Regions from separate parts of the Mus musculus genome. Here all the other regions are linked to region 2. A link is a loop called in an ENCODE intact Hi-C map of the cell type or tissue named here. Cell type or tissue: heart. All regions are shown on one strand. Links, peaks and the distances in the headings refer to the core of each region. The heading gives the core; the rest is flanking DNA.

Region 1 (10,182 bases), core at 1,235-9,234, 71 kb before region 2:
ATTCATTCACCATTCAAACAATGCTGTTAGAGCATCACTGGACTGTTACAAGTGGCTTAGCCCCCACCCCCCATCCCCGGGTAGGATGGATACAGTTTTACTTCTACTTAATACTGAGTCAACATAAAATTTTAGGAAGCAAGAGAGGGGATCAGACAGTTGGGGACATCAATAAGTGGCAAATGTCTAAATTCTACCTATGATCTAGCAGCCTCTTTCAAGCTAATCGTTTGTTTAATGAACATGAATGAGTGTTAATTATCAAGGCTCTAGCCACCTGAACAGAAGTGTTCACTTCTCTGAATTAACACTCCCACCCAAGCCTATTTTTAAACAACTCCCAAACCGTTAAGTTTGGGAAAACACTGCCAGGGTTGATTGGGGAAGTTCTTTAAGTATTTAATTGCTCAGATTATGTACTTAGAGCTGCAGAATCAGTGTGCTGGGTAGGGCTCTGTTTCAGTTCTCTGACTCGTCCAGCCACACCCAGTATTTAAGATAATGAACTTTGTAGACAGCCCTCATCATGTGAGAACACATATTCTTTGCTCATCCCATTAAGGCAGGAGAAACGCAAGAGGCTCTGTGATTTTCCCAGACACGGCTAGCCTATGGCTATGGCTTGGGGATTCTCTTCCCAAGCTGTCCAATATTACACTGCTGCATACCGTGAACAAAAAGAAGGTGATGTGAGATGAAAAAGGTGAGACTCATGGAAGTCAATGTATGCCAGCCCCTGACATCTGATGGATAGAAAGGTGTGGCTACTTCCACACTTTGGGGTGACTGTCTAATGACACTTCCTCCTGGGGATGGACAGGGAACTCCTAAGCGCTGGGTCTGCAAGGTCCTAGAAAGAAGGGGTTGTAAGGGTCTGCACACTAGGGACTGATCTGGAGACTAAAATCAGAAACACCTGCTGCAAGAGGCCTGAACTGGGCTAGTACATAACCATTCTGTGCAGCTCAGGACCACTTCCTGCAGTTATAACCTAAGCAAACTAAGGATTCCTTTCTCGCCACAGGTCAGAAACTGTCTGGACATGCCTCCTGACAGCTGAGTTCTGAGGACCCTGGGAGGAGGGAGAAGAGTCACATACTCACTGAGACCACCTGCCCCCTGTCAGTCCACTGTGGCAAGTCCTCCTAGTCCTCACTAGACCATCATGTCAGGAACTGTGTCCCACTGTGCCAAGCCTCCCCTACATGGTCGTAGGATGGGAGTTGTGCCAAGGCCACATGAACAGAGATATGCACAACTTGAGTCACAAAGGGCAGGTGCCTGTCCTGTGTCCTGCTCCTCTGTGGGGCTACTGCATGGTAAGGCCTCATGTTGGCAAGCTTCAACAGAGCAGAGAACCTTCAGCACTAGTTGGTCCGTCTGTTCACACAGTGTCTGGCAGAAACAAAGGTATGTGAAAGCGGAGGTAAATGTCAGGATTTTTTTTTTTTCAAAAGAGGTATCTAGCACATTCTGGGAACACACTGAATCATATGACACTGAAGTCCCTGTGAGTTCTAAGACTATCTTATCAAACCACAATTGGGATGTGGGGTTGGTGTACTGGATGACAGCTGTCTCCTGTGCCACAGGCAGATGATACTACACAAAGCAGGACGCCTGCCTCCAAGGAGCTCTGAATTCAGGCAGAATGAGACCAGCAAACGAAACTCACAGTTTCTGACAGGGGAGAGGTTGGAGATGTCAGAGAAAATGCCAGTAAACTAACCAAATTCCTGGAGCCCTTGGATGGAAAGCTCACATGGCCTGAAGGCTGCCAGGAACCATCCTGTGATAGAAGAAAAGGCTCCCAGGGCAAGCTGAGGGCAGAAAGTGTGAAACAGTGGCAGGATTATAGAAACAATGCTATACTGGCACCAGAGACTGAGAAACCATGGGCAGATCCTGACAGTCAACTCAGACCTACAACCCACACAGAGTACTTCCATTTAAAATTAACTGAACATAAGGCAGGTGAAGAGCTCTGTTCTTCAGGTGCACTGGCCACTCACACAGGGAAGCACTGCTTCACCCTCACAAAATGTGAGGCCAGACAGCTCAGTTGACCGGCATCCAGGCTGCAGGCCACCACTACCGAAGCTGCTCATTACCACCAGCACCCAAATCTCATCCCAGTGTTTTCTCTTCCACGGGAGAATGGGAGTCCAGGTCACTTCAAGTGCCCACTAAGACCACCTTCTGGTGCTGCAGTAAAAAAGAATGGGTACCCTGGCTGCCTTGTCTGGAACACTGTGGGGCTTCCCCTAGAACAAGGGCTCTCCAACTGGGTTTTAGAGCAGCAAAGACTGGACAGAGCTATGGTGAAGAGGAAGGAAGGAAGGAAAAGCTGGACAGAGCTGAGGTGAGCAGAAAGGGAGGTGGAGGAGAGAGACTCCTGAGTTCATGTGGGTTGGAGTTGGAAAATGTTCAGGGCTAAGGGCGTAATGGACTCTAAATCAATTACAGGCAGTGTTGTTTTGTGCAGTGTGTTTTGGTTTGGCTTGGTTCTGGATGGTAGAAGCACGGAGCTACACCACTAAGAGTGCCAAGAGATCACTGCAGGCCACATTTCCACACACACACCCTTTTTGTTTTCACTTTGACAATGAGTCTAAGTTCCCTGGGCTGCCCTGGAACTCACTCTGGAGCCTAAGAAGACATTGAACCTGTTCTCTAGCTCAAACTGGCCCTGAACTTGTCATCCTCCCACCTCAGTCTCCCAAGCAGTTGAGACTACAGGCCTTCACCACCACGCCCAGCTTCAGCTGGAGTCTTTTTAACAGGCATTGCTTGGTTGGGTGTAGGTGGGAATTGGATCTACAATGGCCTTGCTGTGAAAGCATCTGCAATCTGGGCATGTGTCTAATCAAATAAGCCTAATTAAAATATATTTTGACAGTTGATTTTAAAGCTTTTTTGTTGTTGTTAAAATAGAAACACTTTTGGCTAGGGAACTTATTTTAATTGGACTTGGCCGGTGGAAGACACGGTCCCAGCCTGGAGCAGTTTACCTCCCGATGAGGGCAACCAGATAGATGATTTTAAATCCTAAATTACCACAGGGTGCTGCTGGCTGGGGGACTGGCTCAGAAACACGGGGAAGGGCCTGGGGTGGACAATGAGAAACACAAATACTGTTGGAAAACTGCCATTTGTCACTGTAAAGTACACGACACCATGGGTCTAGGCTGATAAGTGCATGTCTTGAAAGCTACCACCATTCTTAGCACTGTAAAACGAAAACCCTTGACAAGTATAGAGAATATCCCCTTGGCAAGAGAAAAGTTGAAAATATAGAATGGAAGGAGCAGGGAAGGGAAATGGAGATCTGTATGAGGCCCTTTCACAAGACAGGAAACTAACAGTGGCGGGACAGAAGGAAGACAGCAGAGACACAGATCACAGGAGGGGAAAGCTACAGTTTACAAGTCATTTATATGACTGAAAGCCATTTCCAAAGACACATTATCTACACCAGCAGTATCAATCATTATTAAAAATGGTTTAAGTAAAGTTAAATGTGAACAGGAGAAAATCTGTAAGCATTCAGTGGGCCGTGCAATATGAGAGCTGTGCTGTGTTTCAGCACAGATTGAATGAAACCCATTACTAAACTTAGATGATATGTAAAATCCACAGGCCCCATTATTAAATGTGTACAGGGCCAAAAGGCCATATAATAAATACACTGTCTGTTGAATGGCCTTACTTTGTTCACGTCTAAATAAAATCCTGTTTGGGCATTTTAAAACTGATTTAATATCAAATATTTCTGATCAGTTTTTAAAACCTTCCATCAGTTGTAAAAGCAAATATAATTGTGAATTTAATTACAAAGTGCAAAAGGCCTAGTATCTTAAGCCAATTATTATGGGATACAGATACATCCTATAATCACAGTTTTCTTAATAATTATAGACATAAAGTTTAGTGCACGCACGTTAGGACCTCATTTGCAAGTCCCAAATTAAAGAGGCCATAGAATTCAAGCCTGCATAAATGTGGGGATTATTACCTTTCCAGGGTACAGTCCTGACACCCAATAATAATCAAATATGCCTTGCATGGGAGATCATGAGAGAGAAAAATCAAAGGGTGGCCTGAATTCTAGAATCCCATAAGGCAGGAATGACTCAACTGTTTACAGATACCTTTGAAGCAATTTCCGTGGCCCTTCAGGTCCATCAGGACCATATGATATGATATGATATGATATGATATGATATGATATGATATGACATGATATGACATGATATGACATGATATGACATGATATGACATATGACATGATATATGATTGATATGAGATGATAGAAATTATCTGACTATTTGACACTGTAAATGTCTAATTCCTCATGGATAAAGATTATAGCTACAAAAAGTAAAATCCCTAGGTGTATTGCCCACACCCAGAGGCTTAGCATTACTTAAGTGAGTTGACAGAATAAAGAACAGCTCAGAAGTGACATCTTTAAAAAGGCAGCTCAAATTTAGTATAGAAGTTTTATGACAGATAATCCTTATTTTCGCATTATTAAGGATGGATCTAGAGACTCTTAAATACTTTAGCCAAAAGCAAATGTAATATGTAGCCACTATTTCTTTAATATGAAAACACTTATGGTTTAGTACAAACAGGAGTGTATGGCTGCTCATACTGGACGCCAACAGAAATAGGCCCTCTGTCTTGATACTGTGTTCTAAAATATTTCACTAGCTATCACTTCTGACTAGGTGAAACTGACTAGTGACAGGTGAGACTAGTCAACAGGTAAAATCACTTCCTACACTAGCCAGCCAGCCAACCTGAGGTCAGTCCCTGTGAGAGGAGAGAATTGACCCCCAGGCTTCCCTCTAATTTCCACTAAGGCATCACAAAATGTGTGCAGTCACATTCAAACACACACACACACACACACACACACACACACACACACACCACACACACTTTAACAATGAGCTCTAAAATTCCCTAAGCAACACATTAAATCTTCATACAATCTCCTTCCCAGGAAGATGACTGTCACAGTTGCTGCTTTTATGGAAGACAGATATGATTTCAGTCCAAGGAAAAATTTGCATTTGTGTTCTTAACAAAGATAACACTCTAAGGAGATGAATTTATATTCACCAGCCCATCTGTCTTTCCCTTCACTAATCTTTCTCTTGTCCATTGCAACCAGTCTACAATGCTCGAGGATGACTGAGGTGTTCTCAATAACAACAAATTTATCCCATCAGTTGTGGCTGTCACTTGGGGAAAAAGAGAGTTTATACAAAGTAACTTTATAAGTAACCTCTGTGGTATCAGATAAAAAACAAACATCCCTCAAGCACATTGCAAACACTGCCTAGTCTCAAGAGATAAAGAAAACAGTAATTTCAGATACAAGCCAACAAATTCTAATTGCTTTCGATAACATTCTGAAGCCCCAAATGTCACAATTCTTTATGATAGGCAATCAATACACCTTAATATAAAATATGCTTGCATTTCTTTCTTTGCATTCTAACTCAAAATACGTCATACTAAACTTGTAATCTTTGTTAAAAATATATAAGCATATTTATATTTGGGGGTGTTTCTTTATTCAAGGTATAACAAATGAGAAACAACAATAACAAGTTACAAAAATAGATCTACATTTCTTGGACAAAGAGGTGGAAACAATCATATAACATGCTGAAGGTTCAGAGGCATCAAGCCTTGTAAAGCTTTACTCTCTCACCCATAGCATAGCACCTTGGTTTTCCCTTGTGACACCCAGTGAGGAAGACAAACCTGGGTTGGCCTCTTGGCTGCCTAGGGAGCAGGCTGGCTGGAGGACATAGGGTGGTTTCACTATTACCAGACACCTTCATCAGTTTCTGCACTCTATGGATCTTTGCAGGCACCCTAAATATTCCCTTTATATTTATTTATTTTTTTAAAAAGTGGTGAAATAATTCAGTCCCCTTAAATAGAGTTATGTAACAATGTAGAAAAGTCGCAATTTTAAAAGCAATTCTGTTTACATCTCCCAACGTCATTTTAGGGGCTCTCCATTACCATGAAAAAGTATTCCCATATCTATTTTTTAAGGGGAATTTGTTTCTTCAAAGGATTTATATAACCACAACCACACCTTAGCGAAGAAAAGTCTTAAAAAAAAAATTCCGTAGCTTCAAGATTATGAGTTAGAAATGTATCTTACTTTTTTGGAAGCCTCCAGGGGAGATTTTAAGAATAAAGAACTGGTTTAGACGGCTTTTATAAACACTTGGGCAACAAAGTCAGTGGGCAAGGGATCGGGTGAGTCAGTGGGACATAACTGCTAAAGAAAAGAGATTTGTTGTCCCCAGTGCCGCCTTAGAAAATCCAGCTGCTCAAGTGGAAAGTGGGCCATTTCGGGAGCAGGTGCGGACCCACCCCAACTCATTCCATTCGCAACACTCATAACACATTTGCTCCAGAAAGAAGAGGTCAAAAGCCAGCCCCACGGCGCTCTCTGAAATCTACCAAGTCTGCAAGGGTTGTCAACTGTCCTGGCAGAGATGGGCACGGAGGGGCACGATTCGGGGAGTTGGGGTTAAAGGGCAAGTCTATTTGACCTGTGTTAGGCAAGTTTCTCTTGGGCAAGTAAAATCCTCAGTGTGACAGGGAATCTCTGTCCGCAAGGTGTGGAGACAGCAAAAAGAAACTAAAAGGGTTGAGGCACTAGAGGATCCTGAAGACAGGATTGACAGCTCTGCTTTACAGGTCCGATGAAGAAGGTCCTCACCTCTTCAGACACAAGGGAGATCCCAGCACAAAGGCTTGGGCAGAAGAGTGTTCATGAAGTCCCTTCCCCACACACCTCCCCAGATCTCCTGGCTACATGGGTCCCAACAGACCAAGTACCCCCTTGTCATTGAGGTAGGGAGCAGCGGGCCACAGGGCCTGCGAGGAGTGGCTGGAGGAACCTGTGTATGGGACCAGACAGACTCAGCTGGAGTTTCAGGCCTGGATTTTCCTTGTCCCCCTCCGCCCGTAATTGCCACTATTGCAAGGGGCTGAAGGCAGCTCAGAGCTGGGGTTCTGCACGGAGGGACAGCACTCCCTCCACCCACCCACCCCCCAACACACACATACACAAACATACACAAGGGCTTTCACAGCAGCACCTCTCGCAGAAAGTGTTCCCGAGCAAGGCCTGCCACGGTTACCGGAGCAACGACCCAGGCGCCCCAAGTCCTCAACACCTCGGGAAGAGCCACGCCCGCCCTCGTGGGCCCGCTTACCCTGTGGGGGGCTTGGCCGCCAGTGCACGCGGCGCGTCCATGGAGCCGGCGGGTTGCTCTGCCGGCCGACTGGGGCGCTGGCTGCGGCGCCGCCGTCCTCATTCACTTTTTCCGCGCTGACCCATCGTCCTCCCACGCGGGGCTAGCGAGGACAGCGGCCGTGCCGAGAGGACGGAAGCGACCTGGGGCGTCCGGGCGGGCGGGGGCGTGCGGAGAGAGACGGACGCGGCTACCCCGGGCGCGGGAGCAAGGTGCGCCGCCCCCCGCCAAACTGGCTCAGCCGCGCCCACCGCGGCGCCGCCCCGTGCCCGCGCGCCGCTCCCCAGCGCCCGCCTCTCCGCGCGCCCCCGCTGCCCGCCGGAGCACACCTGGGCGGGGCGCGCGCCCCGCGGTGGGCACCGAGTCACCTGCCCAGCCGGCTGGAGGAACTAAGCGGGCAAATACCTGGCCACCTGTGGCTGCGCGGGGCGAGGCGGGCCGACTAGGCTGCGAGAACCGACTTGAAGGAAGAGAGAAAAATAGACGGTCTAGCGCCTCAGTTTCTGCCCCAGAACCTAAAAGAACCTTTGTTAGAACTAGAGATCTACTGTAAGGGGAGGGGAGAGTGGTCCAAAATGAGGTCCTTGGTGTGCAGCATAGGAAACTGGAGAGGGACGCAGCTTGGGGTAAAGGGGCACACCTTTTTCTGAGAAATCAGAAAGCAGTGAGGCTGGAGTGTGGACATCCAGTGCCAACAAGAACTGCACCTGTTTGGATGCATGCTTCTGCTTGCCAGCCTAATTGCCTGGATAGTAATGAATGCTACTGTGGCCCCAGCCCTGTGATTCCCATGTTGAGTGGTGAGCAAAAATACCAGCAGAGGCAGCAGGTGCTGAGGCCTCACTGCAAGTCAACCTGAGGACCCAGCACCACTAAGCTTCCCTTCTCCAGCCTGCTAATTGACCTTAGGGGAACAGGAAAAGAACCTGATTGCTATGAAGTTCCGCCCTTCAAATACAGCAGTTGTACTAGGTTCTCAGGATTGGAATAAAATGCCAGTAAGAGGCAAAATTCTGTGACTGAACTCTGTATCCAGAAGCTTGCCTAAGCTTTTCTTCCTCTGAACCCCAACTTTCTGTTTAAGGAAAGAGGGGAGACCAGTGTACAAAATACAAGTCCTGCAGTAGCCTTCTTTGCTCCAGCCACAGTGCCCACTCAAAGCAGGTGAACCACTTCATACCTACAGCAGAGCCTGGCTTCCTTTTGAACACAATACTCAGAGCATTTCCCCACCCGAGGGCTTCTGGGATCTGCAATGTGTATCCTGCAGGCTCTGCTCAGATACCTGCTCCTCAGGGAGCTCTTTTCTGACCTCTTTGTCGCAAAGGACATCCCCACTCTCAACTCCCATCTGCTTCTTGTCCACTGTCTTGAGTTTTGTTTGATACTCTTGCCGATTGTCTTGATATTCCTCATGGAAGCATATCACTTTATCTTCTGTGTGTGTGTGTGTGTGTGTGTGTGTGTGCGCGCTTTATATGTCTGTTTATAATCAAAATGCTTACATGCTTTTATATTTATATAAACTGAGTGTATTAATTACGCATGCAAGAGGTATAAATACATGTAGATATACATGTCATATTGAATATGTTTACCTTTATGTGTTTGGAATGGGTCTCTTCCCCGAAAATGTGACTCAGTGTAGAGTGAGCCTTGTCTGGTGTTTTTCATTACTCTTAGCCTTTAAGACAGTGAATGAGGGTGAATCAGGGCTCACTACATAAAGGGAACATTGAATGAATTGAGTTTCTAGGCCTCTCCCAAGCTCTGGGTCTGGCTATCGGAAGGTCTTTCCTGGAATCTGTAAGATCTCTCTATGCTCTGGACACTACTTTGGGAAAGGGTAACCTGGGAGGGGCCGGTAGGCCAGGAACTAGGGGCCTGGACCCCAGTGAGAAGTAACAGTGGGTACAGAGAAGCCAGAAATCATGAGCATGGCAGATAGTTGGTTGTCAGAGACAGAATACCACAGAAAAATCACGAGAGGATGGCACTGCCCACCTCCAGGCTGAGCTTCTGATTTCTGTCCTAGGAAAAAGGCCCTGGCAGTGCTGGGCCTGGACAACCTCCAAGTCTACAGAAGCCACTAAACACCACAGTCTGAGAAACCCAAAAGGGAAATGGAGTGGGTGGCACAAACTGAGAAGAGTTATCACAGTGAAGCAAAAGGCAAGATTAGGCTTCATACCAGCAGGAGGGTCTAAGCACCCAAGACCTCTGCTTGCTGTGTAAATAGGTCAGCCCTGGCATTCCCAAGCCAGCCATCCTAGTGTAAAGTGTGCCAACAGATCCATCTAAGCACTGTTGTTTCCAAAAGCATGTATTCCACAGATATACATGAAGGCCGGTAACGGGTAGAACTAGACCCATTATTAAATATTAAAATATTTTAAGTGCTGAGGGGTTGGGGATGTATTTATCAGTTTGCGTTATTTGATTAGTCCTCTTGGACTGACGATGTTAGGTTCATCAGGCTAACTCTCCCCATCACTATGTGCCCTTGATATGACCCTGGACCTTCCTGGACATCCTATATCTACTAGAATAAACCTAGACCAGATACAGGGTGCCCAGGAAGGCCCAAGGTCATATGAAGGGCACATAGTGAGGGGAAGAGGTGGTCTGTCTAAGTCAGTGCTTCCTGAATTTGAATGTTCAAAGGATGCATATTCTGATCCAGTCAGTGGTGCACCAGAGAGCTTTTGTTCCTAATGGGCTCTCAGGGATGCAAAATTTGTTGGCCCAAGGACTGAAGGTCACACACAGTAGCTTCTGGATTGATCTTGTACTGACTGGTAATGTTGGCCGCAGCAAATTCCTTTCCTTTAAACATTCATTTCCTTCTGTGAAATGTGAGATCCGTCTGAACAAATTCAGGTT
Region 2 (10,182 bases), core at 1,215-9,214:
TGCTGTCAGAAGGGATCTTGTGACCCCAGACTTTCTCTGGTTTCTTGTTTTGCATTTCTTCCTTATATGCACTGTCTCATCACAATGTGACACATTCAAGAAGGCTCTTATCGGAACTGTATACTCATTTCATACCCTTGATCCTTCAAAGCTATCAGCTACACATTTCTTTTCTTTATAATGTTAACCTGTCTGAGGTAGAGAGTGTACTACTATAATCCCTGTAACTATTTCTCCTGTTACCACAACTACTGCTTCACCACTATCTCTACTGACCATCACCACATCACTACCACTACTAGCTGTGTCCTTTATAAGCATAAACATGTATTTTTCTTTCTTGTACCTTACCTGACCCTACTGAGACCTTGCAATCTAGTTGGGTCTCAGTGGCTGGTGGGGCTGGAGGTTGGAGACTGGAACAAGGAGGTCCTCTCTGAAGCTCCAGGGTGGTCCCTGGGAAAGCAGCACCTGCAGAGGCTGGGATGAAAAACCTAGAGACAGAGGAAACCCACACCCCTCTGTGAACTCCCACTGAGGGAGCAGAGCCTCTTGTGTATGTCCTGAGAGGAACAGGGGGATGGAGCTGTGCAAACAACAGTGCAGCCCAGCAGACCCACCACAGAACCTCTGTTTAAGGCCCTCCAAGAAGAATTGCTTTTATTCATCACCACGGACTCTGCCCTTCTCGATGCTCATCTCAGTAGACTGACCCAGTGTGAAAATTCGATCCTTCTTAAGTCAGCTTTTGTCCTCACCAATTCCGTCTCCTGGTCCCCTTTCCAGGTTTCTTTCTGCCTCATTCTGCTTCTTCCCCTTTGACCCTTCTTCACAGATGTACCCAGCTGTGTTTACCACCACCCAGCTGTGTTTACCTCCACTCTGTTGCCTGATCCGGAGACCCTAGAGTTACAGGTCAATTGAGAAGAAATGTAAAAGACCAACAGCAATTAAGGCCCAAACAGAACATTCTGGATTGACATTTCTTTCTGCTAACAATAGTGAAATAGAGACCCCATGGAATTCTCAGGAGTAATGTAGTGCCATATTGGCCTCAAATACTTTTTGAACTCAGATACTTATGCAAAAAAAAACCTGAAATATAATTATTTTCCTCATCTTTTATATTGATGCAACAAGAAAAGTTGTTCTGCATCTAATAGTAATCTTTGATTCCTAATGACATCACAGGATACAATTAATCATGTAAGAGTAGAAATATGCAATACCATTCTGCCTCTAACTGCATCTAATGGCAATCTCTGATCCTCACCTATGTGAGAGGATATGATCAGTTATGTAAGAATAGAAGTCTTTAGTACCATTCATGTCTGTTGGGATGTGTTTACTTTTGTTGTTGTAGATCATCCTAATTTGCTTTCTGTTGCTGGGATAAATGTCATAACCTAAACCAACTTGAAAATGTTTTTATTTCAGGTTACCAGTTAGAGTTACTCCTTGAGGGAAGGCAGAGTATGAGCTCAAAACTGGAAGCTGAGGCAGGAACTGAAGCGGAGATCACAGAGGAACTGTTTTGCTTTCTCTGATTTGCTCAGCTACCCTTCTTATACAGCCCAGGTCCACCTGCCCATAGATGATCCTGCCCATACTGGGATGGGCTCTTCTACATCAACAAGAAATTAAGAAAATGCCCTACAGATGTATTCACAAGCCTGGCTGATGGAAACCACCCTTTCACTGAAGTTCTTTCCTCTCAAGTTGTAAAGTTTGTATCAAGTTGATAAAAACTATGGCAGAAATTGGCTGTGGGGCTTCAGATACGCTATTTACTTGCTAAGCTAAGCTAAACACGTGCTGACATAGACCCTAGTTCCTGTCCAAAAAATCCTGAATCACACAAAGTTGGATTTAATGACTGGATCCCAGAAAATGTCAGGTTGACAGATATTATTCAATACTACTGCAGACATACGCCTTCAGCAATGTGTAGGGGCTCAGAAATTAGGGGAAATGACTCTTCCTTCAACATATCTATTTAGAGAAAGATACGGGAAAGAGAGATGGAGAGAGAGAGAAATAAAGACTTCCATACTCAAAGAGACCATTAGGAATCATTATCAGCTAGCTCTATCATGGGGCTTACTTGAGGAATAAATACAAAAGTAAAGGCATTCAGAGACACCAAGCATCCTCTAGATGTTGGATAGTATTAGGGATAATTGATAACTTTGGAATGACTATATGCTTTTTAAAAGTAATATTTGTCCTTTAAAAGAGTATGGTAAAGTGTTTTTAAGATCAGTAACCTGGTGCTAGGGAATTGCTTATTATAATCTGAATCTAAGGGCAGATGAACAGTTTGAGACTGCTAAGATGGGTGACTGCTGTATGGAAACCACTTTCCTTTTTTTTCAGTTCCTCTGTTCTAGAATGTGCATATTCAATGTAAAATAATAATGTTTACCTGATAAGAGAGATACCATGGTCAAGGCATTAGTTTTTAAGGGCCATGCTACTGCCGTTTTGTTGTGCCTGTCCCTGTGGCTTCTTCAAATGTGGGTTATTCAACTGCACAACTTATAATAATGGATGATATTATCTGTACAGAAAATAAAATAATAACAGTCAAATAACAAGCTATAAAGAACAAAGGTGTCTGGGGATACCTCAACAGCCTAACAGAACAGAGCCTGTAGTTTGACATTGACGACAACCAATGTAACAAGTGGGATGTCTGCAATCTATCCAATGATGAGTGACTGGACACTTATGACTAATATTCAGAGGAGGATTTACATGACCTTGCACTTACAAATTTGAAAATCATTGATCGCTGGACTTTGGGTGCCAGGCGTACCGTGAGACAGAATGCTTGCCTTGCTCCATCTCCTCCAAGGACACACTGAAGCTCTCCTGCTCTCCTGTTGTTTCCTGCACAAGCTCACTTCTTCGCTACTTATTAATATACTTCCTACGTTGACAGCTGTCACTTCCTGGAACTGCATACCCTCATTTCTCCAACTCACTGCTCTCCGTTTCTAAGCTTAGTATGTGTGCCTACTAAACTGACCAATTAAAATAGACTGATGTCTGAATGGAACCCACTGAAAAATGTGCCTAATCTATGCTGGCAGAGAAATACTTGCCTGTGTTTTATGATGAGGCAATCCATCACCAGAAACACATTTCTAAAAGCAGAGGTGCTTAAAACACTTTCAGATTACAGAAATGGAGACATGCTTTTAGGTTGCAGTAGCCAGTCACTGTGGTATCAAGTCCTGTCTGATGTATTAATGAGGCCACTTGGGCTGGGTGAAGCCTCCCCTGGGCTGAGGGAAGAGCAACTACTCATGTCTGTTGTGGGCACACAGAACATACAGCCCCTGTTTTCATCTGCCCATCAAATAAGTCTACAGATGCCTAAAACAGCATCTCAATAGGAGAGGCATCATTGGTCTATGACGGTGTCAAAACTGAAGAATATCTGTGTATGTAATTTGTCTAGTATGTGCAAGGCCCTGGTGCAATGCCTAGTAATACACACACACACACACACACACACACACACACACACACACACACAAACAGAGGGAGAGGGGGAGGGAGAGGGAGAGGGAGAGGGAAATTAGCTTTAAAATCTCAGCTATCCCCTTTATTAAATATGTGAACCCTAGCCAAGTTCAGAGAAACAAAAATGATGGACAGTCAGAGAGACACTGAACAGGGGAAGAAAATGGAAAGGGATGTTGGGAGTTAGCAGCCAGAGGGAGGGACACAAGGGCTATAAAGTTTACAAAGAGCCTAAAGCTGGAGCAGAGACTGCTGAGATTATGTGGGAGGCCATCTTTGGGGACAAATTTTGTCTGCATTGGCTTGGGTAGGCCTTATCGCAGTGTTAACTACAACCACGCCCAAGCCTTGAGGCCATCAGAATTTGCACCAAGTTCAGAGGGTTTCTGAAAGGCAGCAAGCTATCCTGCGTGAGCAGCACCATGGAAACAGCATGGCTCTGCAGGGGTGGGAGGTGGGAGGTGGGAGGTGGGGGGTGGCTTGTCAGCTGCATGGTTTGCTTGTGTCTGAGCTTGGCTTCCAGGACTGCTTGCTCCAGTGAGGGCAGGGTAGAGAAGGAAGGTGAGCCACGGAGTGGTTGTTCTGGAAGGCTTTAGCCAATCCTCTGAGAGCAGCTAGCAGGGTTTCCTAGGCAGCTCCCTAGACTGCCCAAGCTTGAGCCAGTAAGAAGGCTTGCTGCAGAACCCTTTGGAAACAAATCTGCTTCCATCTAGTGGTAACTGAGACAACATACAGCGGACAGATGGTAAATGATTGCCTAAGCAAGCCTTATTGCTCTCTTCCAAGCCCAAGGGCAAATCACTTTCCAGATCAGAAGCCTGGTCCTGCAAGGAGAGCCATGTGCCTTCTTCGCCTATAAAGTGCGAAAATCTTGAGGGCTCTACAGCTTCTGGGGCTCACTGGATGGTCGAAATAGACACTTCACAGACCTAAAGAGAAGCAAAGTGTCTAGTCTCATGTGTCTCTGAAAACTTGAATCTGTGCAAAGAGCATCTAAATAGGTAGAGAAGAAACACACACACAAATGATCAAATAGATCTCGGACGAGCAACTATTTGGGATTCAGCAGCAAGCGAGGCTTAAATAATATAGTCAAATCTGTTCAGTACACAACGATTTGTTTTCATTTCTCAGTTTTTCATTGCTTTGGGAAAACCAGTATTTCATGCTTGTTTGGCAAAAGGACATAGGAATAATGCTTTATGTTAAGTTACTTTGATTTCCCTAAAGGGAAAGTCTCTCTAAAGGCAGCCAGGAACTTCTGCGCTTCTCATTCTAAGCCCAGAAACAGTGGATCCAACCAAGACTGGGACACAGAGGCAGAGGTTCAGCAAACACTCTTCAGGTTCTCTGCAGAGAGCGCCTGTTGCTCTGCTCCGCCCTTCATCTTTCCCCTTTCTCCAAAGGGACACATTCTGTGCTCCCCGTTTTTTTTTTTCTGTTTCTTAGATTATTTATTTTTCCAACTACCAACAATTATCCATCCTTCTCCATAACTCCCAACAGCCATTTGGAAGTCACTGAATGTTGGAACCCAAAGGACTCTATTTAAGTCTTTATATCAACACAACGAGTCAATCATTGTGAGGAGCCGCCCTCACAGTCGCCGTTACAAGATGGCGCTGACATCCATTGCTCGTAGTAAAAGGTGGGCAGGCGTCAGGGAATCTTTCCATTACCTGAGCCCTGCCTGTCTCGTGGCGTCATCTGGCTGAAGGTGGGCAGCCAATCCCGGTGGTGCACATCTCCAACCGTACTTCCAACAGTACTTCGCAGCCTATATAAGGGAAGTGTTTTCTGCTCTCTGGGTCTCCTCTCCTGAAGCTGATCATCTATCTCTCAAGATGTATTAAAGCTGTACTGCAGAAGGATCCGAGTGGCCTGCGTGCGTTTTGCTGGCGAGACAGTAGCATGGGTCAAATCATCTTTGAGACTTTTGGACAAGAGATACACTAACTGGTTAATGAGTTTTGACTATTGTAACATTATTTTGGATAGTCACAAGTGTCTTAGTCTATTCATTTACCCAATGGCTTGCTCATACACCCATTTCTTCTGTGCAGTGTCACACTGGTCTTTAATTCCCACAGAATACTCAGGTGCTATGCCACATTTCTTAGCTTTTCTGGTCAGAGGTAGTGGACATGTTCTGGCCAATGGGCTGATTAAGTTGTGCTACACCTAACACTGTATTCTCAACATCTGTATTCCTTTGTGTTGGGAATCTTGGTGATTAGTGTTGTGCTGATAAATGTGAGTCTGCATAATCTATGGTGTCTCACAATATTACGTTAGTATGTGTCATCCTCTATTCTATGTGTATGGGGGGGATTATAATACCTGGCTGTCGCAAGCCAACATGAACTGAAACTGGAGATAGAGCTATCAAATCAAAGTTACCTGCATGCAGAGTTACAGCATGGAGCAGCCATGAAAGTCATTTTTGCTAAGAACAGATCCTACATATGTGAAAGCAAATTGTTAAGTACTAAACCTCAGGGATTGTGTTTGTTGCTGAAGCTCAAACAGGGCTTATTGACTATGACCTCAATATTTGCTACAAGATTTGAGATTTTCAGTGTTCTAAATGACTAGAGAACATATCGCTAATGCCTTCTTCTTGAAGTTCTTTGTTTTGGTATAAAACAAATACAAAAAAAAAGTGTGATGGCCTAGACATGTAGCTCACAGGTAACACAATTCTTACCATATACATGATCTTAGGTGAAATTCCCAGAACACAAAGACATAGACATAAATACAGACAGTCACACACAGACAAATACCACACATGCACACACACACACACACACACACACACACACACACACACACACACCATCATCACCAGCACCACACCACCAGCACCACTTCCCCCACCACCAGACAGACAGTCACACACAGACACATACCATACATAAATACACAACGACAATAACAGACAGACATAGATACAGAGAGACACAGACACAGATACAGACAAGACAGACAGACAGACAGACATCGACAGAGAGAGGGGGGAGGGAGAGAAGGGGGAGGGAGGGAGAAAGAGGGGGGGAGGGAGGGAGAGAGGGGGAGAGGGAGAGAGAGAGAGGGAGAGGGAGAGAGAGAGAGAGAGAGAGAGAGAGAGAGAGAGAGAGAGAGAGAGAGAGAGTATGTTAGGTGAGTTCTTTCTCTCATCCCTCCATACTTGTAATTGTTCTTTAGACTGACTGAAGGAGGCAGGAGACTCGATGAAGAAAGAAAGGATTTTGCTGACTATACACATACCATTGGTTCCTTCAGAGAATGAACCCTCAGATGTTATGCTTGGGAGGCACAGGCCAGAAAGAATGTGCTTGACCTCAGACTCCAGAGAGAATCACATTTTTCACATGTGTCAGCCTGGAGCAGTGATCTGGGAACAATGTAGACAGCATGAGGTATGGCTGGGGGTTTGATGGAGACAGTACACCCCCTCTGGCTTTAATTATGAGGGTCAGGCACCTCTAGTACATTCATAATCAGATGTCCAACAGAAGAACGGATCTTTTCTCATGAGCACAGCCCCATTGCCAATGCTACTGATGTTATTGGTCTGGGATTGTTCAGAGATTCACTAATCTGACAATGAATAAGATTTTAATAAGTAACTTTTATTTAGATACTGGACTGACTGGCTCCTGGACTACACCTGAGACAGTGCCCCAGATACAACATTTACCCATAGCATCACAGTGGGACTTACAAAGCCCAAAACCCCCAAGATTACACGGATTATGCCTACATGTAGGCAGGAGCTTATTATTTTTTTTAAAATATGTCTTATATTTGTTCTACTTATCTTTTTGAGCAGACTAAGCAAGATTGATTATAAAAGCAGAAGTAGTTGTTAACCTTATGACCTAGTATTTTGCAAGAGCAACAAATTTTACAAGATCAGTCAGTTTAAGAATAATCTTCAAGAAAGTACCCAAGGAGCTGAAGGGGTCTGCAACCCTATAGGTGGAACAACAATATGAACTAACCAGTATCCCCAGAGCTCATGTCTCTACCTACATATGTAGCAGAAGATGGCCTTCATTGGGAAGAGAGGCCCCTAGGTCTTGCAAACTTTATATGCCCCAGTACAGGGGAATGCCAGGGCCAAGAAGTGGGAGTGGGTGGGTAGGGGAGGGTATAGGGAACTTTTGGGATAGCATTTGAAATGTAAATAAAGAAAATATCTAATAAAATAAAATTAAAAAAAAGAATAATCAACATCGGGTGATAAAAGGAAGTGGGTTGCTAGGGTAGAGCTTGTACTAGCTAGGTAGGGTCTTACATGTTAGAGGCATTTTTGCCTTCTTGTCTCTCAAGCATAGTCAGTTTAAACTTTAAAGGTAGTGTTAACTATCACACTGAAATGCCTAAAAATTACATGAATATTTAGGGGGGGAAACCAGGAAATTTCAAGTGACTCAGATTTAATTTGAACAATTTGTCATCTTCCCTTGTCAGCAAGGGAAAATCATACCCGAAATAGAGATGACGTTAGTAAAGATACACTTTTGTACATGAGTTTTATGGAAGGAAAACTGTCCCCATCATAATGGTACAGTCTTGCTCACTGCTTGTATTTGTTGTCTATTGCTGTGTGACAAATTGCTATAATTTAGCAGCTTAAACAACATACATTTGTTATCACACAGTGTCTGTGGGTCAGAAAAGGGAGACCGGCTTAGCTATTTCCTGAGCGTAGGATATCAGAAGGCTACAATTAAGTTATTGGCTGAGGCCGGCACCTCCTCTCAGGCAGTGTGTTCTCTTCCATGCTTGCATGGTTATTGGCTGAATTCATTTCTTAACAGCTTATTCAACAAAGAAAAAACATAGGTAACTGCAGCAAAGGTGACTATGTCCCTGGAGACTGAAGGTTGCAACAGGGAGTGGGTAGAGAGCAGATGGCATGCCGACATAATTTATGCTAAAATGTCCTCGAGTATTTGATTCTGAAATGGAAAGATAAGATGATAGGAAAGTCTCCTGAAATTCTGAAGATTTATGTCATTCATCGGGTTAAGAGAGTGAGACTGAGTTCTTATTATTCTCCATCTCTTTGAAAGCCTTCCTATTTAATTACCCATAAAGTATTCATTGTACCATTTTTGTAAGCAAAGTGACTTTCTAGATTAAGAGTCAAGGAAATGGACTCTCTGGGACAGGAGGAGATATTGGAATCAAGTAGATTAACATCAGAGACATCGGTGGAAAACATACAAGTGTGTCTTGCTACTGAAGATTCTGCTCTGTACTCTGAAAAAAAGGTATCAGGTGGAAGAGCAGTGACAAAACTGGCCAATGCTGTGAGCCTTGGGTACTGCAGTAAACCTGGAAATGTGTTGCACACCTCCTATTAAGATCCATTTCTGGTCTTGGGTGCATGTTCTCAACCTCAGTAGAGTGAAAAGCTCCCAGATCACTTGTCCTTGCTTCCCATCTGGTGTCTGATTCTGAATACACACTCACTTGCACTTGTGACAGTTTGCTGGCCTTGAAGGCAGGCAGGAAAGTGTGCTGGAGAGGATGAGTGGGAGAGGTCAGACATCACGGGTTAATGACAGAAATTATGGGAGGGGTTGTCATTAACAATAGCACAGAATACCATGTGACTGTGCGAGTGAGTAGCCATGGTTGGCAGAAGACAAGTATAAGAAGAGCTTAGCACCTGAGAGATAAGACTACTTAAAGACAAGCTGTTCGTGGGGGGGTGGGGGGGGGGGAATAAGGAAGAATCATACTTGTTGTTGCATCTGAGAGAGAGCATCCCTAGAGCTAAACTGCCCATGGATCACTGTAGTCTAGCAGTTTCCTTCAAATTAAAACACTTCATTCTGCAGGGAAGCTTATTAAGACAATAAACAGCTCAAAATAGCTTCAGAAGTTTCTGAAACAGACCAAATTCACCATCCCCAAGAACAAACAAACAATAAAGACTTCTGAGATTCACTCTCAAACAAGCCAATCTGGAGAGAAGATTCTTAGCTCTTAGCTTGCCTGTAATTTTAAAACCTGGCTTTTATTGCTTGTTCAAATACACCAAACAACCAAAACATGAATATGTTTTAATGGTTACCTTTACTTATTAACTGGACACAACTTAGAATCACTTAAAGGGAAGTCTTTTTTTTTCCAAGTAGATTTTTTTTTTCATTTACGTTTCAAATGCTATCCCAAAAGTCCCCTATACCCTCCCCATGTCCTGCTCCCCTACCCACCTACTCCCACTTCTTGGCCCTGGTGTTCCCCTGTACTGGGGCATATAAAGTTTGGTAGACCAAGGGGCCTCTCTTCCCAATGATGGCCATCTAGGCCATCTTCTGCTACATATGCAGCTAGAGACACAAGCTCTGGGGAAGTCTTACTGAAGGGCAGTCTACATTAGATTGGCCTATGGGAATGTCTGTGGAGAGTTTTCATTGTTGTTACTGTTAATTGATTTGAGAAGACCCAACCTTAGGCAGCAGGTGGAGAAATCAAGATGAGCACAAGTAAACAAGCATACACACATATACATACATACATACATACATACATACATACATACATACATACATATTGTCTCTCTGTTCTTTACTGTGCATGTGATATAACTAGCTAGTTCAATTTCCTGCCTCAATGTTTACTTATGGA
Region 3 (10,182 bases), core at 806-8,805, 220 kb before region 2:
TTTTAAAATAATTTTGTTCATAAAACCAAGCTCCATGGTACAAGTTTGTGGTATCATGTTGGTGTTCAAATGGTTTCAGATTCTGAAGAATTTCAGATTTCAGACATTCAGGTTAGGAAGGCAAAAATTCTATATACCATGAGAGGTCTAAGATGTCTTTCGAATGACAGACGACTTTTCAAACAGCCTCTACACATATCCTCCAGTCAGCAACACATGCCACAGCCACTCACATGAGCCCCACTTGTCACTGTCTCCTCGGGTTCTGCGTTCTTTAACCACATTCCATCCTCTCCACTATCTTCACATCCTTTATGCCTTCCTCAGTGTAAATAAGATATTAAGGCAATTCAGAGCTAGTCATTTCCAGACATTCTTTAGCATACTTGCTTTCTGGTTAATGTAGTTAACAAGGACACCACTGCCAGGGTTAACAAGAGTGTCTTAAAGCAAGCATCCCAGACATGCACAGAGCAGGCCACATTCACTCACCCACTGTGCTCTTCCTGTTCTCTTCCTTATCTTCCTTGCGGTTGGGGACCACAGGACTTGGTGGTGGCTGCTGTGGTGGAGGAGGAGCTGGCGCCCGCCTCTTCTTCTTCTGGAGATCAGCCTGTGAGCTGAGGGAGGCCTAGGAAGCACAATAAAGGACAGCAAGGATTAGCTGGTCTGTAAAAGGATTAGTTGGTCTGTAAGAGGCAAAACACACATGGAATGCATGCCCCTCAGAGGCAGGCTCTGGGTGGCATGGCCATAAAAGGAGAGCTGTCACACTGCTTGTCCAATTATGCTTCTCTTAAGCAGCTGTGGTCTTTCATGCTTTGGTGTAGACCTGAAGTGGCAGGGTTACTTCCAAATTCCCTAGTTCCCTATTTTGTGCAAGAAGTGCCTATTTTCTAGGCATTTTTGGAGACTTGCAGACTTTCCTAAGCATATGAATAAGAAAATGTAGTTTGTCCTTACTGAAGAACAAAGAATTAACTTATTCATCCTGAAATAGGAGACGTGCTTGTAGATGGAAGCTTAGATCCCACTCTTCCTCTTCCTGCAGACATCCCAGAACAACCAGGCCCAGCACAAGCCACACCATGCCTACTCTGCATCTAGGCCCACAGTGAAGCATCTCTATATGGGGCCTTCAGACCAAGATGGGGATATCAGTCTCCCATTCTAGAACAGATATCCAGCTGTGCCTCGGATGGGATGAAAATGGAATTCTAACACTACCAGCAGCGTGGGCAGGTATCCCCAGTGAAAGTAAAGTCTGTGACTCACTGATCACAACTCTTTGCTTCTGAAGGACTCAATTATTTTCCTGTCCTCCTAGCAGTCAAAGTTACAACTCGTTCGTGTCACTTGATTGAGATTCATTGAAAAGGAAGGGCATAAGAGCAGAGGATGACTCCACTCTTTCTTGTCTTCAGTTCCTCATAGTAAGGTCCTGCCTAACCATTACTAAAGCTTTCCAGGGCTGGAGCCTATGCATCAACCACTAGTACCACAGCTCTGATGTGGGTGCTCTCTGGTAATTTAAACATGCTTCATGAATATTAGAACATAGAATTGATACAGCACTAAGCTACAATAATCCTCCTTTCTTAACTAGAAGGGTGCGTGTGTGTATATCTGTAAAACATTTATAAATATTAACAGTAATATATATTTACTATAAAATATGCAAACCTCTATGGTGAAACAGTGAATGTATATGCCAATAAAAGGTGAAAAAAATCATTTTGTTTAGAGCAAGTACTAACTATAGGCATATCTTTTTTTTCTAATTTTAATTTTTTCTCTTTTAAAAGTGATGCTTTTTATTTCCTGGCTCTGTAATATACCACAACAATCTTGTTATGTGCTCAAAGTTCTTTGTTATACTTTGCATAAGAAAACAGCCAAAGCTGGGCATGGTGGCATACGCCTTTAATCCCAGCACTCAGGAGGCAGAGGCAGGAGGATTTCTGAGTTCAAGGCCAGTCTGATCTACAAACTGAGTTCTAGGACAGCCAGGGCTACACAGAGGAAACCCTGTCTCAAAAAAAAAACAAAAAAAAAAAAAAAAGGAAAAAAAAAAGAAAACAACCAAACAAACTCAAATAACCCTTCAAAGCTTAGTTGTCAACGACACTTAGTTAGCACTTCCACTTTAGTAGCATCCACAGAAAACACCTTCCTTTAGAATTCACTGTTTTACCACAGAGGACAGTTCCTACACTGTCTTGATTTGTGAGTTCTGACGTGCTGCTCCAAAAGATAGGGAGTTAGTTCTTATACACACAAGGGCTGATTTGTCTTCTCCATTATGATTCCAAAGCTGCAATCTGAGACTTCAATCATCATCCACTATCAGTCCCCTCAGGAGTGCATTCTCATCAACAGGTTCTTTACCTCAAAGCCACTGTGGTTCAACATTCTCACACAGAACATACGAAGTCCTTACGTGTTGCCCCGTGCCCAGCCCTGAAGAGGAAGCGTCACTGCATCCTCCTGCATCCTCCTGCATCCTGCCTGGGGAACTGACTTAGTACTTAACTCACTCTTCCTAGCTGAACTTCCAGGAAATTCACTTTTCCTACTCTGTAGATTTCCTGTTTATGGAACAAGCTGTACGTGATTTTTGAGACTTTGAACTTAAAAATGTTCAGATCCTAAAATGTCTTTATCCTATTACACTGTACACGAGTACAGAGGAAAAGTAAACTATTAGAAAATAGTGGAACCATACAGGCCTGCCTGTTCCCAGTCTGTCACTGTGCCCATGGGATACAAACCCCACTGTGGTGCAGTCTTCAGCATGCTTTCCTTCCCTGCTGCTGACCTGTAGTGTCCTCTCCATGTGACCAGATAGTCCATGCTGGGGCAGAGCATGCTTTTTCTGAGGCATTTATATTCCTGCAGCCTGCAGAATGTTCTAGTTCTACCTTTTGGGTTTGCCTTACTTTTATTCTTTCTGTTTTTCCTCTGTGAACATGGAGGAAATCATTCGAATGCAAAGGTTCGTGAACCAATTATCCGTTTTTCCTCTAATGTTCCTGCCTCTTTCTTGGAAATTTCCATTATTTGACTGCCCAGTTTTCTTGAGTGTTAAAGTATGTTGCAGCATATTCAATTTCCAAGATTTCTACTTATTTTGAAATCAGCAATATGGTCTTCTTTATTGGGTATATTTCTCTCATTTTCTTTTGATACCATTACAATATTTTTATTTTTATTATTTTTAACTTTATGTGTTGCATTTCCTATAAGTCTCTTTTCCTTTACTTCTACTCTCCAACCTATCTCTGATAATCTGATTTTAACCTGTCTTAAAATATCTGTGCTTTTTGGTTTTTTTCCCCTTTTTTCTAATTAGGTATTTTCTTCATTTACATTTCCAATGCTATTCCCAAAAGCCCTCCATGCCCTCCCCCCAACTCTCCTCCCCACCCCTCCCACTTCTTGGCCGTGGAGTTCCCCTGTACTTAGGCATATAAAGTTTGCAAGACCAATGGGTCTCTCTTTCCACTAATGGCCGGCTAGGCCATCTTCTGATATATATGCAGCTAGAGACACGAGCTCCGGGGGGTACTTAGAATACCCAAGATATAAGATACAATTTGTAAAACACATGAAACTCAAGAAGAACGAAGACCAAAGTGTGGACACGTATCTGTGCTTTTTGGATGACCACTTATATTGTTTTGGAGCAGAGTGTCTATTCACACAATTATAAGATTCCCTGGACATCCGGGCAGAAATCTGGTCTGCTGAGAGGAAAGAGCTCCACATATCCACCTGTGCAGATTTCTCTCCTAAGTCTGCCCTTCCCACACAGAAGGGTTCTCAGCTGACTTCCCTTCAGGGTGCAGAGTGGAACAGGAGGAAAAGGCTCTGAGCCCCTCTTGGAGTATATGAAGCACACTATCTGTTTGGTGCTGACTTAGCCATGTCTGATGTCTGAAGCCACCTGGTTGCAGTTGGGAGCATAGCTGCTTGGGAAAAAGCGTCACATGCTTTTCCTGCTCAGGCATGTAACCTTCAGTCATCAGCTTACTCTGTACTCTGGGGTGCAGTGGAGTCTGCCCCAGATGCAGTAGCCTAGTGGGGTTCTGGGTCTGTCTGATGCCTGTCATGTCCCTAGGAGTAAATACTTACTTGCCCCCACTTTGTCGGGCATTTATCATAGCACCTCCTGAAAACCATCATTATTTAAAATTATTTATTTAAAAATAATTTTTAAAAAATTATTCAGTCACATGGGGATTCAAAAGGAGAGACTTTAATTTGCTTTATAAGCCATAGTTTCCTGTTTACTAAAGTATAGTTGATAAGAAAGTATTGCATATATTTGAGGAGCTGAAGGTGATGGTTTGCTATATGTATATATTATAATACAATCATAAGCTACTTACTACATCTATACTCTCACATGCTGATGTATATATTATAATACAATCATCATAAGCTACTTACTACATCTATACTCTCACATGCTGATGTATATATTATAATACAATCATAAGCTACTTATTACATCTATACTCTCACATGCTGATGTATATATTATAATACAATCATAAGCTACTTACTACATCTATACTCTCACATGCTGATGTATATATTATAATACAATCATAAGCTACTTACTACATCTATACTCTCACATGCTGATGTATATATTATAATACAATCATAAGCTACTTACTACATCTATACTCTCACATGCTGATGTATATATTATAATACAATCATAAGCTACTTACTACATCTATACTCTCACATGCTGTTACTTTTATGTTCATAATCATTCTTCGCCCTCCCTCCATCCCCTTATCCTGTATGTAAACTTTAAGCATTTTCTTAAGCTACTGTTACTCAGTTGGACAAATGAGGCATCAAGAACTAAGGCCTTTAGTTGAATTTGAAGTTTGTCTTGATTATTACAATCTACTGTTCCTTATAAGACTCTCAAATTTCTCTCCCCAACATTTATCTTTTCCTTTCCTCTTCAGAATTTATTAAGTCCATTTATTTTAGTTTCTTGAGTAAAGATGTAAAATTCAGAGTGAAGACAACAGAGTCCAAATTTATGTATCCCAATTTAAAAATCATTTGCAACATTAAGATGGAGGGATAGGAAGCCCTGGTTCTTGTTCCACAGAAGCAGTGACTTAACATCCACCCGTGGCTCACAAAGCTTTAATGAGAATGGTTGTGATCAGCCAGGGAGTCACAGCACCCAGACCACTCAAGCAAGAGCAGCCACATGAACCTGAGTAAGCAAGTCGATTCATTTTAAGTACCACATCCCTTCCCCCAAAGTCAGCACAGCTCAGATCTCCCTTGGGAGGAAGGAGAAGGAATCATAAGGACACTTTCCAGATTTTAAGAAGGGTTGCCTAGGCAGGAACTGGATCGGTCCAGAGTGACAGGAGAGCTCCTAGGGAGCTGATGTCTTTTGGATGTGGGCAGATGGCAGGAATTGAAGAAAGAAGAATTTAAACGCTGGTTGATCCAGAGCTCAGAGACCTGGCATTGCCACGAAGGAAGGCACGGCACAATCAGAAGTAAGTACCAGCTCAAGATTATTTGGGGGGGGGGGGTTTACAAGAGTGGTAAGGGAATGGGATGCTTTAGATTTCTATATAGGCTTGCATGATTGAGTGGTTTTGGTCACATTTGACTGGTAGTGCAGAGTAGAACAGTTCTGATACCTGGGGAGTTACCCAGACCAAGGGAGACCAGTTGTAATGTCAGAGACCTGCAGTACCACAGACCAACAGCAGAGGGAGGAAAAAATTATATACTACTTGAAAAAAAGAAAATCATAAATATCTGTCTGGGAACAATCACATGAGGCCAGAGAAGATACAAACACAGGCAAAGTTTGAGCTGTTCCCAAGATCTGCAGATGGACTTACTACCCTGTTGCATCCATAAAATGCTAAACTCTATGGTCTGGGAGGATGCATGAGTTTTGTTGTTCTGTTCTGGTTGTTTTGTTTTGCTTTGCTTTCTTTTTAAAATGTAGAGTTTACAATAACAAATAAAAGTCCAGAAAACTGTGTCGTGAGAGAAGCAGCAAGTTAAATCTCTAGACAAATAATCCTAAAGAAATGGAGAGTGGTGGCCTGAAAATATTAAAAGCAATTTTCTTGGTAGCGTTTCATGACTTATAAGAGGCCAGACAGACAGATGAACGAGTAAGCAACATGAGGAACACTATGTGAGCAACTTTAAGATGAACACAAAGACAAAAGCCAAAGAAGAGAGGACATGCTGGGTCTGTAGAACACAGCAAAGCTGGGAAGTCCTTAAGGGTTTACCCAGCAAATCTAATCACAGAGAACAAAGGTTCTGCAAACATAAAGGTATGCTACTAGAAATGATTGAGGCAGAGGACTTTCTAAGAAAGAAGGAAGGTGAGTGCTCTATGAGACGACATGGCAGGGAGTGATGTACGCATCACAAAACTCCCAGAAAAAAAAAGAGGGGGAAAGGGTAGATAGTGGCTTATCTGGAGAAATAACAATCAAAATCTCACTATGTAAAACTTCAGGTAGATCAAAGGATTCCAACAGAAATGAACTCAAAGTAAAGCAGATGAAAGACACCCTGTAAGGTAATCATCCAAAGACAAAGCTAGAGAGAATCAGTGCAGAGTATCAAGAAGGGACTGCTAAATGCTGCACATGAGCAGACCATGAGATGAGAGCTTCTTCCCAGAAGACCCTTTGTAGAGCAGAAGTGGTGGATGGTTATGTAGGAAGGTGTGCGGAAAAAACACAGTGGCAGCCAAGAATCCACTGACAAAACCATCTGCTAAAAATAGAGATCTAAAACAATAACTGCCCAGACGAAGGTCACAGAGCTCTCTGTATAGTTTGTTCAAACAGTTTCATAATTTCAGGTATTACTTCGAGGTCTTTAAATCCACCTTGAGCTAAGCTTGTGCATGGGCTGAGATAAAGGTCCAATGTTATTCTACCACACATGAAAGTCCAGTTTCTTGAGAGCAATTTAGTGAAGAAACTCTTCCTCACTGGGCTCACTTGGTGCCTTTGCTGAAAGTCAGGTGACTGTAAACCAGTGAGTGTATCTCTGACCTTTCTGTCCCATCTCATTCACTAGTCTATTTTGATGTTATCTCTCTGTTGCTGCTTTGATTATAATAGTTTTATAACATACTACACTGTACTTTGAAATCATGGAGTGTGCTGTCTTCCACTGTTTATTTCTCTCTCCCCCAACCCCATGGGGTTTCGTTTACTAGGGCTCTTTTTGTAGTTCTTTGTGGATTGTTTCTTCTGTCTCTGTGAAAAACAACATTGAAGTTTTGATTGTATTGAATCTGCAGAGTTCTCTGGGCGTTATACACATAAATAACACTAATACTTTTAATATCTAAACCATGAATATACTCTTGTTTACTTGAGTCTTATTCAGATTTTATTGCCAATGTTTTGATTTTTGCTCTCCTTGGTTAAGGTTACAAAAACAAGAGGAAACAAATATGAGCAGACCAAACTAAAGGACATTTGTATAGCAGAGAAAGACAGAAAAACACACACACAGGGAGAGAGAGAGAGAGAGAGAGAGAGAGAGAGAGAGAGAGAGAGAGAGAGAGAGAGAGAGAGAGAGAGAGGAAGAGAGAGAGAAGAATAAGAGATCAGAAATGCAGGAATGAGTTGGGAGAAATGCTTGAAACTATAGACTCAATCCAATACAGGGACAAAATATAAACTATATAAGAAACACTAACAACTACACATTAATCTCAGTTAAACAATGGCCAAAGGGTCTGAACACAGAGCCAAAAGAAACCAGGCATAGTGACTCATAGCTGTAACCTGAGTGTTCAGCAGTGTAAACCCCTACCCTAAACAAACAAAACCAGTTCTTGTTTTATATATCAACAGAATATTAAAATGGCTCAACAAGTCAAATGATCAAATTATCAAGGAAATAACAGTTAAAACCACCATACTGATTACAATAATGATTATTTTGAAAGATGATAAAATAACTTGGGAAGGATATGGAAAAGAGAAATATTGTTATCACTGGAAGGAATGAGCATGCACAGCCTTCTATTGAACAAAGCACAGGGTCCTCCATGAAGGAGCTAGAGAAAGTACCTAAGGAGCTGAAGGGGTTTGCAGCCCCGTAGGAGGAACAACAATATGAACTAACAAGTACCCCTAGAGTTCCAAACAAAGAAAGCACATGGTGAGACTCATGGTTTTAGCTGCATATGTAGCAGAGAATGGCCTAGTCGGTCATCAAGGGGAGGAGAGGCAATTGGTCCTATGAAGGCTCTATGCCCCATAAAGGGGAATGCCAGGGCTAGGAAGCAGGAGTGGGTGGGTTAGGGAGCAGGGGGAGGGGGAGAGGGGATACAGGATTTTCTGAGGCGAAACTAGGAAAGGGGACAACATTTGAAATGTAAATAAAGAAAACAATGAGCATGAAGGCTCATCGAATAGGAACACATGATCCAGCCCTTCCCGCTCAGGGCACCTATGCAGAGGATGGACACATGTGAGCTGGAGGGATATTTGCTCTCTTGTGTTACTCACAAAAGCCAAAATACACAGGCAGTCTACGTGCCTGTCAGAGGAAGAACACAGACTATACATACTATGGGAGAGAGAAAGAGGACACTTAAATCAAAAGATACCATATTTTAGATAAACTGAAAGAACAAATTGTCATGCTGCCTGATGGTAACCATGGTTTCTAACACTGTAATGTGTATGAATTTCAAATTACTTAAGAGAACAGATGATTAATACTTTTCATCCACAAAAAGAAAAAGCCAAAGGGCTGAGGTAGAAGATATGCCTAGCTTAACTTTTTCTAAATTGTTTCAAGAATCACACTGTACCCATAAAGACACACAATTGTTATTTATTAAAAAATAAATAAATATTTAAACCAGCAGTTTTCAACCTGTAGTTCCTGACCCTTTCCTCCCAAGTGTCATTTGGTCATGGTTTTATCCAAACAATAGAAATCTTGACACTAAACAACTAGAAGGGTGTCTTTTTCAGAGGAGATGTATATGTTAAGGGGAGGAGAATAGGGAATTGTAGTTAGAATGGGATTGGAAGGCTGAAGAAGAAATGGATGGGCGACTATAGAAGTGGGACAGGGGAGGGTAGCACCAGGGAAGCCTTGTAAGCCTACAACCTTACAATCCAATGAAAATGGATAATTGGAAGGATAGTGAAATTCATGTGATCAAAAACAAAGTGTAAAACTGGGAATAAAATAATCAAGAAGGGAGGGGGAGGGATGGGGTTTGGGGAAGAGGAGAAAATAGTAGGTTAACCAAAATTACAGATACAGGAAAAAAAATGCTTTATGTAAAATCACTAGTAAGCTGATTTCAAAATATAACTGAAAAGGGGTGGGGAGCACAGATGGAATTACCCTGCCCAGGTGGATAATATCTCTCACAACGGATTTAGATTAGTTAATAAAAATCAGTGCAAGGCATGGAGTACCTACCTAGGAGTTACTGGTCAGTGAGATCCCAGAGGTCTCCAAGACAATAAAGGTGCATGCACACACACACACACACACACACACACACACACACACACACACATTCTATTGCTGAAGACACCACACACTGTGGCTAAAGAAAGTGAAAAATCAATCTCAAACTGATCTCAAAATATACGTGCTTTCATAGCACTGGAAGGTGCCATGCAGATTGCAGGGGGAATGGAGGTATCAATGGTCTTAGCCAATACTGACCTACCAGACAAGATGTGTCCACTGGCGCAGATCGTGGTGTGACTGTTATTGGCTAATGAACCACATTCTTATTGGATTTGAGGCCTGTCCCAGAAGAGACAATGCCTGGGTCTGTAATTCTGATAAGAAAAAGTCCACAGCTGGAGAAGTCACAGGCCCTAGCACAAAAACTGCTACTGTTATTTTGCTAAATGGCCATGTTGTCAAATTGTCATGGAAATATTTATGTTTATACTTATAGACTTGGGCTGCTCTCTCCCTAAACCTTGGTCAGAGAAGCTTTTTTCCTGCAATGGTCTTAGGACTTAGTCAAAGGACTAAGGAGAGATGACTGAGTGCTCAGCTCTGAATGTAGTGTATTTCTCAACCTACTCCTTCTCCGAATCACCACCAAGGCATAGGGAAAATCCAGGAAGAAGGGGCAGAAGGAACATAAGA

Evidence for each region. Peaks named below come from ENCODE experiments on the same cell type or tissue, not always from the same donor. Only the 100,000 strongest peaks of a DNase experiment are listed, where the experiment ranks them.
Region 1: a loop joins it to region 2, with 2.6 times the contacts of the local background. A loop is called at or near these places in 5 of 42 quality-filtered maps.
Region 3: a loop joins it to region 2, with 3 times the contacts of the local background. A loop is called at or near these places in 12 of 42 quality-filtered maps.

Annotation. Positions count from the first base shown.
Region 1 is chr11:12,457,422-12,467,603 of GRCm38, forward strand. Cobl (cordon-bleu WH2 repeat) reads right to left here and starts at 7,539. Exons shown (of 15, transcript NM_172496.3): 1 at 7,261-7,539. The coding sequence starts at 7,301. In heart, for the core only: no CTCF peak of the experiment used is centred there; no DNase peak of the experiment used is centred there; H3K4me3 peaks cover 1,804 bases; H3K27ac peaks cover 1,125 bases; H3K27me3 peaks cover 2,925 bases.
Region 2 is chr11:12,528,360-12,538,541 of GRCm38, forward strand. No RefSeq gene overlaps it. Among named protein-coding and RNA genes, the nearest start is that of Cobl, 68 kb to the left of the region's middle. In heart, for the core only: a CTCF peak has its summit at 4,245 (motif pointing left); no DNase peak of the experiment used is centred there.
Region 3 is chr11:12,309,122-12,319,303 of GRCm38, forward strand. It overlaps Cobl (cordon-bleu WH2 repeat), which reads right to left. Exons shown (of 15, transcript NM_172496.3): 8 at 493-631. Gm12002 (a long non-coding RNA gene) reads left to right here and starts at 5,366. Exons shown (of 6, transcript XR_872246.3): 1 at 5,366-5,546. In heart, for the core only: a CTCF peak has its summit at 5,758 (motif pointing right); DNase peaks (open chromatin) are centred at 2,480, 5,330 and 6,760; H3K27ac peaks cover 735 bases.